Linked DNA regions of Mus musculus: region 1 is linked to region 2. Evidence: chromatin contacts called from ENCODE Hi-C or POLR2A ChIA-PET data. All regions are on one chromosome and are shown on one strand. The core of a region is the stretch at or near the end of the contact, and the rest is flanking DNA. Distances in the headings are between cores, read along the strand shown. Region 1 overlaps F13a1 (coagulation factor XIII, A1 subunit). Region 2 overlaps Fars2 (phenylalanine-tRNA synthetase 2 (mitochondrial)).

The links. A loop is a pair of places that touch in the nucleus more often than their neighbours do. ChIA-PET counts read pairs that join two places held with the same protein, here RNA polymerase II (POLR2A).
Region 1: a map of left cerebral cortex shows a loop between it and region 2 (13-fold over the local background). The contact joins two enhancer-like sites. A Hi-C loop is called at or near these places in 1 of 37 maps with a recorded cell type or tissue (left cerebral cortex). POLR2A ChIA-PET finds 5 or more read pairs at or near these places in 1 of 5 experiments (Patski).

The regions. Positions count from the first base shown.
Region 1 is chr13:36,889,197-36,893,710 of GRCm38, reverse strand. It overlaps F13a1 (coagulation factor XIII, A1 subunit), which reads left to right. Exons shown (of 15, transcript NM_028784.3): 13 at 745-905. All of the region lies in intron 2 of Gm30489 (a long non-coding RNA gene), which reads right to left. Among named protein-coding and RNA genes, the nearest start is that of Gm30489, 67 kb to the right of the region's middle. Within about 2 kb of position 1,847, at least 1 of the 3 ENCODE cell types and tissues checked has a DNase peak (open chromatin) inside an H3K27ac peak, as active enhancers do; it is left cerebral cortex, where a contact is called at or near this core.
Region 2 is chr13:36,531,813-36,536,903 of GRCm38, reverse strand. All of the region lies in intron 6 of Fars2 (phenylalanine-tRNA synthetase 2 (mitochondrial)), which reads right to left. Among named protein-coding and RNA genes, the nearest start is that of Gm46409, 79 kb to the left of the region's middle. Within about 2 kb of position 3,248, at least 2 of the 3 ENCODE cell types and tissues checked have a DNase peak (open chromatin) inside an H3K27ac peak, as active enhancers do; they include left cerebral cortex, where a contact is called at or near this core.

The DNA.
Region 1 (4,514 bases), core at 598-3,097, 360 kb before region 2:
CTTGCTGCCCTAAAGAAACCTAGTAGCCAAACACATTCCCCTAAGAAAAACCAGAAGACCACTGTTTATTATTATCCCTGGAAACATCAAGGGACAAAATGCACTGTCTCTAAGGACATACATACCTGGGCTCAGCCTACAGAACTGTCCTTTGGGCTCTAGAATCCTGGGCTATGGGAAATGGAGTCACAGAGTGAGCAAATGGACCCAGGCTACAGATACAACTCTGCATCCTCAGCCCCCATGGAGATTGAAAGAGGAATGAGACTACTTCCCATCCTCCATGCCATTCTGCAGGGCTTATTCTCTACCCTGAAAGCTAGCAGTAAGGTTTCCACACAGAGGTCTCTCCAGTCACAAAGAGGAGCGAGGGCACTCTATGCTCATTTTCTGCCATCTTGGGATTGCCTTGGCTCAGGTCAGAGCCTGCAAGGTTGAAGCTCCTAGGATTCACCTTTAATATCTCTGTTTACCCTTTCCATTTTACAGCAGCAAACACAATGCTTCGAAAGTTTGACAACTCTTTTCTGTAGTAAGACCCCACTGACTATTACATTTCCAGTGTATTCTTTCTTCACCCATGAGACAGGAGAGCTTGTCCCTGATTGACTCCTTGTATCTGTCTTTTGCTGTTTTTCCTGGTGACTTGTGTGCTAATGAGGGGAGGATGGGAGAGGGCAAGTGAGCCATATGCCATCTCGTCCAGGTCTTGATGTCCGCCTTGTTGGTTTTTCCTCCCTTCAGCCAAGAAAAAGGAGGTGCTGGTCAGAGCGGGCGAGTACATGAGCCACCTTCTAGAACAGGGCTTCTTGCACTTCTTCGTCACGGCACGCATCAACGAGTCCAGGGATGTCCTGGCCAAACAAAAGTCCATAATACTGACTATCCCCAAGATCACCATCAAGGTCAGTGAACATCTCATCTCAGACAAAAAAGGAGGGCAAAGTGCTTAGTCAGTAGCCAGATTGTGTGTGCATGTGTGGGGGGAGGAGGGGGTGTCCAAAAGACATAATGGAGCTAGGATCTTCCTGTTCTTTGAAAGAAGTAAAATATTCTATATATAGTCGCATGCATATAACACTCCTCTCCTTATTTAAATATATAGATGTGACTGCAGATATAAATATAACCTGTGGTATAAACACACTTGTGGAGGAAGATAAAGATGTGTGATGGAGACAGAGACTCAGAACTCTCTGTGTCTTCAGAATAAAGTGGGTCAGGCTTACAAACTACCTACACTGTCCCTTCTGCATCTGGGGCAGTAATGTCATTCACTGAGGTGTGACTGTATGCAGTAGGATGTGCAAGCTGAAGTGTAGAGCTGGGGAGCAGTAGCTGAATATACATATGCCGTTATAAGCACCAGCTAGATGAAAATATAGAGGATCCCCAGGTCTTCAGAGAGCTCCTTCCTGCCTTTATCCTGTTCACAGTCTACCCCACATACCAAGATGACACATTTTTCTGGCTTCTGTCACCATGGCTTGTTTTTTCCCACTTGGATCATGGCTTTAGTTGTACAGAGAGCACAGAGTTGGTTGTCCAGGTAGTACAGGGTATTTCTTCTCAAGTTGCTCATGGGGACTGGTAAAGGAAAGCCAGGGGAGTGGGTTACCTGCTTCTCAGCAGCGTAGGCTAGCTTCTGGTGGCATCAGTAGACAGCCTTACCAAGACCCCTTCCAAGCACTGGAAGCCAAGCATCTAGTGGTCACCTTGGAGAGTGGTATTATATGCCACCTGGATGTGGCCTTAAATAACTTCCCTGGTGTCTGGAGAGCATTTGTCTCTGAAAAGACTGAGTGATCAGTATAAATCCTCCTAACATGAAGTATCCTAAAGTAACCAAGTAATCTAAGTGGCCCCAGAGATGGGACACTGGGCAGGAGTGAGAGATGAGCTTTGTTTCTTATGAACCACTTTTTAAGCTAATGGCTATTGTGTGGCATTCAATATGGCTGCTCTGCTTGCTTATATACTGGACCCTGGCAGCTGCTATCAAAGTATCACATATATAACTGAGCTTTCAACACTCAATAAAACCTACAGGTAAGCAGTACAAATGTTTCTACTTTATATGTGAGAAAACTGAAGTGCAGAAGGGCTGTAAAACTCGTGCAAGATCGCATCATCATCAAGATGGAGAGCTAGGTCTCTAACCCCAGCAGTCCAGTTACAGAAGCAGAATGAGAATTGCCTCATCCACTTCTTCTCAAAATCTGGTTGTGTATAGATGGTACATGGAGCACCCCACAATGAGGCTCACGCAAAGCTGAATATGTATAGGGCCTATTGAAGAACAGAATGTCAGACCCTCTACCTCTAGGGAGGTTTATGTCATTCTCTCTCTCTTCTGTTCTTGAAATGCAGTCACTTACCATAGACCTGTTGTGATTGGTACTGTCTGCACAACAGGCCTGAAGAGGCAGAATGCAAATGAGGCTGAGGGAGAATCAGAATTCTGTAGGTAGAGTCAGAAACAAATGCTAAACAGGAAAACAGGGCACTTGGGTTACTCCAGGAGTGCCATCTTGCCCTGAGAGCATGAATTCATTAGCTGGGGGCACAAGGACCACAGCAGCAGGAGGCACACTGGCTCTCCATAGTCAGAGATCTTGAAGATGTCCCTTAGCCACATAGCAAAGGCATCTTTTGCTGCTCTGAGGGGGATGTAAGCAGAGCCTGTGCCCATGCTCAGATCTCTGCCTTTCCCACCAGAGACAGTTCTCATGTTCACCTCATTATGAAGCAATGGCTTGTCCCTGCCAAGATCTCAGGAGAAGCTTTTCCAAGCTGTGAAGTGTTCAGACCACAGCACAAAATAGAATTTAATTGCACCACTGATAATAAAATGTGTGTAGAGAAGAAACTGATACTTTTGATCTTTTGGGGTATTATTAATTAGAAAGGTTGGATTTTTTTTCTATCTTTTAAGATTCTTTGAGAGCAACTGAACTCCCCATGGCAGAATTACAGAGGTCTCATTCTGCATGCTAGTAGACCAGGGCAGGACTGGAACCAGGGTTGATTGGGTTCAGTTTGAGTTAATTTCCATGACAGAAGCAGGGGTTCTGGTTCTGTTGGACATTCAGAGTCAAGGCCATTTTCTGAGAAAGAAGATCTATACTGTCCAGGGCTAAGACTGGAAAAACTATAGATGAGACACTATCACACAAGCCCTAACCATTAACCCCACTAATTTCAAGGTTAAAGTAAATCCAAACAGGCAATGAGATGTGCCAGGGAAAGGGACTGCTCACCCTAATGCCACTCAGATATCACCCAGCTGTGACAGATCCGGATTTCAGAAACTGTGGGAATGGCACTAGGCACCTGTGACACTGGAGACATAGTAAAACAGAGCTGTATCCTTCAGAAGCCAGTTATGCACTGGGAGTGATGGGGAGGGCTCAGGAAGGGAAGGAAGGGGCTTGCTGTTGGGGGTACTGGAAAGATGGTAAGAAAATACTCTGTTGGACTGCAATGTGGGAGAGCACTTCAGAGAATTAAGTAAGATAAATGGCATAAAGCAGGAACTCCAAACACACTAAAAGTACAAAGCCCACAAGGGTTCCAAACACGTGGTCCAAAATTACCTGCAACATGTCACCTCATCAAGTGTTAGGAAAATGCTAGAATACTTTGTCCATCCCTCTGAAGCATGGATGGGCTCACAGAAGACTGAGTCTCTTACAGATGCTGTGCATGGATAAACCAGGCACAGGGTAAATGTGAAAGAGGTAGTTAGGAGGACAGATCCTTCCAGCTTCATTCTGCAGGCAAGAGGAGGAGGAGGAGGAGGAGGAGGAGGAGGAGGAGGAGGAGGAGGAGGCGGAAGCCAGCATGCTGACAGTAGTGGCAGCAGCTGAGAGATATTAAACACTGGAATTTTAGTAATGCCCTTGTATCATCTTATCTGAGAGATAGGTATTACTGTAACCTTCACTGGACAGAAACCCAGAGAAGTTAGTGCCTTATACAACAGTGACCAAACCATGAGCCCTGCAACCAAGGGAATTTAAAGCTGTTTTCTCCACAGGACACCCATGTAACCCTACCAAGTCACTGAGCCTCCCAGAGTCTGTTTTTCCACTGAAGTGAGAATGGCAATGGCAATTCTTTCATCATGGCATCCTTGTGTTGACTGGGCCAAGGATGTGTGATAACTATGTCACAGTGAACAGTTGGTACATGATTCTGGATGACTATCTCATGGACATACCTGATCAAGGAAGGACAGAAACCCCTCTCCCAGATCTCTCTTGGTGTGATGTGACCTTTGGGCCACATTGTTCTTCACACTGGGACTTTTATAGGCAGCATAGACAGGAAGGTTTGCGGGTTGCAAAGTTGGGAGATCACAGCTCTGATGAATTATCAAGAATTTAGACCAAGGGAATAGGCTGTCATCAATGAATGGTTATCATTCCACCATCAGAGATGGAGAGAGATACATGTAGGTACCAGAGAGACCATGGGGAATTGCTTGGAGGGTAGGGTAGATCACAGAAGTG
Region 2 (5,091 bases), core at 1,999-4,498:
CTCAAGTCAGACCCAGTGTCACTCCCTCTTCCTGCTACCTGTCAATCCTGACTAGGAGAGGCCACAACATCTCCAATTAGGCAAGGAAGGGCTAGGCCTTCTGCCATGCCAGAACCTTGGGCAAGTGGGTTTCAGATGGGCTAGGCCTCTGGGAACCCCCTCACAAGAAGAGTTTATAGTCCCCCATGTGTTCACCAGAGTCCAGAGCCTCTGCTTTCTGGGTCTTCTTGATGTTTTTGGTTTGTTCTCACAGGGGTGCTCTCTCCTTGCCTCCCACCTTCTGATTTTAAGTCAGACTTGGATGGAGGCAGAAAAAGACAAGTGTCTGTCTTGGCTCTAGGCCCCTTATTTATTCACTATTTCTCCCCCCTCAATTTAATTTATTCAGTTTACATCCCGATTGCTGTCCCTTCATCCTGAGTGTCTCTTCTCCTCTGACACCCACTGAGCCTCTGACTGAGTGGAAGTCCCCCTGGGCATCCCCCCTGCCTCGACCCTGCCATATCAAGTCTCTGCAGGGTTAGGTGCCACTTCTTCCCCCGAGGCCAGACAAGACAGCTGAGTTAGAGGAACATATTCCACAGACAGGCAACAGCTTTAGGGACAGCCTCTGCTCCAGTTGTTTGGGACCCATATAATAACGGAGCTGCTCATCTGCTACATAAGTGAGCAAGGGGAGTGGAGCCTGGGTCTCCTTATTCTCTTTTCCCAGGTATTTTCCCATTTCTTCCCTACTCTGGCTTATCCATTTTACTTTTCTGTCTTTGCCCCTCCCACCTTGAGCTCATATTTGGGAAGTGGGAGTTTCTAGGGCCCTCTGCTATTCCTTGCAGGGCCTGTATTTAGCCAGGCACAGAGCCCCCATCTGCAAGGGATGCAGGAAGGAGTCACCTCCAAGGTGCTCATATTCAAGCAAGGCTAGCATGTCCCTTCCTCTTTAGCATCAGCAGTCCATTTTAGATGAAAGAAAAATGCTTTCCTTCTATCCTTTCTTACTTCCCCACCCTAGCCCAAGTCATGAATTGACTTCAGTAATAAGAAGAACTAGGTCTGTTTAGCCCCAGAGATTGGTTTGCCTTGCAAACCATGGGCTGATGGAGCTGTGGCAAATTGCCAAACATGTAAGGACTAGGACTCCCTGAAGGGAGGGTACTTTTGGATTTGGACCAGAGCTCTTTACTGCATCACACCCTTCACGGCAGCCTTTTAGCCCTAGTGCTCCCCAGTCTTTCACTGGACACATAAGTTCACTCTGACTGACATCTTCACTAGGCAGACTGTCCCCAAGATACAGCTGTGAGCTCAGAAGGCAGAAGGGACTTGTCCAAGTTCGAACAGCAGGACAGTGTTATAGGAGTGGAGTTAGGGCCAGGCAACACGGCAGGGATATGAAATAGTGTGTGTTGCTATGAAAAGGTGCAGTGGGTTTCCAAACCACTAAATGTAGAGTTGCTACATAATCCAATGATTTCTAGGTTTATGTCCCAGAGAATGGAAAGCGGCGGCTGCTCAAACTAAAAGTCAGACAAAAGTTTGCTGCTGAGCCTTGTGATCATGTCTGTACCCTCAGGTAGCTGGCGAGGCTAAGGCAAAAGGTTCACAAGGTCAATGAGCGACTGAACTACAGAGCAAGTTCAAGGCCAGCCCTGGCAACTGCATGAGCCCCTGTGTCAGAACGAAAAGGAAAAAGAGGGCAGGGCCTATAGTTCAGTGGTAGAGTTTACCAATGATGTATGAGGCCACAGGTTCAATTCCTGCCCCACCCCCATAAAGAGGGGCAGTAGGGGACAGAGAGGGAGAGAGAGAGAGAGAGAGAGAGAGAGAGAGAGAGAGAGAGAGAGAGAGAGAGAGATTGATTTTCCTAAAAGCTGTATGTTCAGTCATTACCAACAAATGGATGGATATTAACAGATTTAGTATAGGCAGAGAATGTAATTCCAATGAGTGGAAACTAGGTGAACTTCAAAACCAAAGTAGTAGAAGCTGCATACCACACACTGCATGGTCCCACTGTCTGAAACATCCAGACATCCAGACTAGAGAACTGCCCTATGGCACTGAACTGTATACTTTCAAAATGACTAATTTCATGTTATGTGAATTTCATTTCAATAGGATAGAAATGAAGCATAGAGAGTGTGGTTTCAGAACAGTCTTTCCCACCACACTCAAGAGCTCTGTCAAGCATCCTCCTCCCCTTCACCTCTGAGCTCTTCCTATGACTCGGATCCTGAATCTCACCAAAGGCCCTGGTTACTGGGAGGTAGTGGGGCCTTTAAGATGTAAGCTGTAGCAGGGTGCTTAAGTTTACTGGGGACAGGTTCCTAGAGGGCAGATAAGGGGCACGCAGCTCCTTCTTTCTCTTTTCAAACCCAGCATAGGGTAAATAAGTCTCTCTGATCATATGCTCCCACTCTAACATGCTTCCACAGGCTCAAAACTAACGAGTCAATTGCTCATGGACTGAAGGCTCTAGACTACAGGCCCAAATAAACACTTCCTCATTTCTCAGGCATTTCTCATAGTGACAGAAAGCGAACACATCTAACTTCCTCTAAGCAGCAATATAGTTTTAAAATGACTAAGCAAGACACAGAATAAGCTTGTCTGACTTAGAGAGGACACAGGGATGACCCGGATGACCAGGACACATAGACAAGGAATGCACTGACAGAGGTCTTCCCTACTGGTGCAGTACTGGGTCTGGGCGGCAGGCGGTTGCCATGGCTTTCTGTCCAACCCATAGGGCCCAGCGTTTGGGATGAGTCGAGTCGGCTGTATAATCTGGAGCTTCATAGGCAAATCAAAGTTCACTTTCATGTACTCCACAGTTTCTACTTGTGAGAAAAATAAACAAGATTATCTATTGTTCAGTTAAGGAGGTCAAATCCCTTTGCTGACAAGGTGGAAAAGAATGAAAAAAAAAAAAAAACCAATTTCCATTGCCTTGTAATACTGGCTGATTGTACAATGTGTGGTTGCTGGCTAGAACTTGGCATTTTGCCTTTTTTTTTTTTAAAAAAAACAGAGATTTTAATAAGTACCTTACAGTGTTTTCAACCGGGACTATTCGTTTATAGACTTCGTTAGTCAGTCATTCAACAAAAAGCATCTTGCAGGCACTGAGCTTGACAGAAAGGAGCACAGAGAATCTGTCATCCAGCAGTGGGCCAGTTGGCAGTAAGAGGGCTGGCAGCCACTTGGCGGTAAAGCCAGCTGTGCCACTCTGCAGGCGACAGGGATATCTAAGGGTCTCCTCGTCAGCACATGGGAGATACCATGTGCACTGGCATGGTGCTATTCGTCTAGTTACAGAGTTGGACACTGAAGAAACCAAAAAAGAAATCTGGGTCATTCTGCCTGTAGACACTGGACACAGGCAGCCATACGTGACCATCCTTGTCTGCTCCTGAGTGATTCAGGATGGTCTGCTGTGCCAATACCACAACATCTTGTGCTTCTCCCAACCAGCCTGACATCACCCCCACCCCCTTTCAGGGTCCAACTAGGGGAAACAAAACACATGACTTGCTTTCACCTTGGTCCTGTTCCCTGCTCCACTCTGAACGTCAAGGCTTACCCAATTCCACCTCCCACCCAAGTCCGGATGCTCAGGCAGAAACTGAGAACCAGGATGGGCAATCCCATGTGAACTATGGGGAGAGGAGGCAGGCCAGCGGGACAAGCCAGCAGAGGGGGATTCTGTTTTAGTGCCTCCTCCTCCGAGACTCCTAACTTTAGACCAAAGAGAAAGCTGCGTGGGATTGAGAACAGTCAAGTCTGGATCAGTGAAAGGACTGTCAAGCTTATGCCTAAAAGGGTTTAGCAATCCCCTTCAGGGTATGCATCCAAAGGAGGTTTTAACAGGTGTTGAGAGGACCTGGACCCCATGCTTATTGGCACAGTATTCATAAAGCCAAGATATGAGATTACCACAAGCATCCGGCAGGGGGTGAATGGAAGAAGAAATCAAGAACACTTACTCAATGGAATACTACTCAGTCTTTAAAAAGGTGCGATGGTGTCATCGCAGCAGCATGGGTGGTCCCGAGGATGCTATGCTCAGTGGAGTAAGACAATTACAGAAGGGACACAGTGTGTGCTCTCTCTTATTTGTGGGGCCTAAAGAAGCTGGTCTCACAAAAAAAATAGGGGCGGGGGCTGCCAGAGGCTGGGGTGGGGATGAAAGATCAACAAAGTTATGGAAGGTGAAAGGAGCAGGCTCTAGTGATCTGTGGCAAAGCAGATGACCCTGGCTAGTGACCCTGTTTTGAATATTTTACATTATCTACAAGAGGACTTTAAATGTTCTCAAAACAAAGAGATGACGAATGTCTGAGGTGACGGATATGCCAAGCACCTTGATTACTGTATCATTACACATAGCTCAAAATATTTTACTGCATCCTGTAAATATTCATATTTGTGTCAGTCTTAATGTGAAAAAGCTGAGCAATAAATATCTTAAAACAAAATAGAAAGAGTAATAAAGTGAACCATCATCAGAACTACTTGAAGATTAACTAGTGCTCCCCCCAGCTCAAAGTATGGGGGGTATTTTCTGAAGGGGTACAGGGCTATGGAGCCGCCTGGAAAGAAGGAACAATGGGTCAGAGTCTTGGTGAGGGAGGGAAGACTTCTATTATACAACCACTGGGTTCACCGTGGCAACCAAACTAGCTCTGAACTTGAAATAAAACCCTTCCTCACATGCAGCCCAAACCTATCTCCTACAGCATCCACAATAGTCTGCTTTTCCATCTGTGACAGAGCAGCTACTCTGTGTTCTTGGATGGTATGCCTGACACCTCCCAGAATAGACGAGGCATGACCAGTGGGCACTGCAGACACTGCCTATCCATCCACACAGAGATTACTCAGTGCAGAAAGATGCTGTCCAGAAGAGTTCCACTGACAGAGTGAGAAAGCTGGATCCTTGGCTTTGTAGTCAACTAGTTCCTGCTTGTCAGAGACAAAGGTTCAGCCCGATGCCCCATGTTATCACTCTTCTGCTCAGTGGAGAAAGCAAGTTCATTCAATGTATCCAGAAGCTCGTGGAAGCCAGACAAGAAGCACGGGCGGCAAGACGAG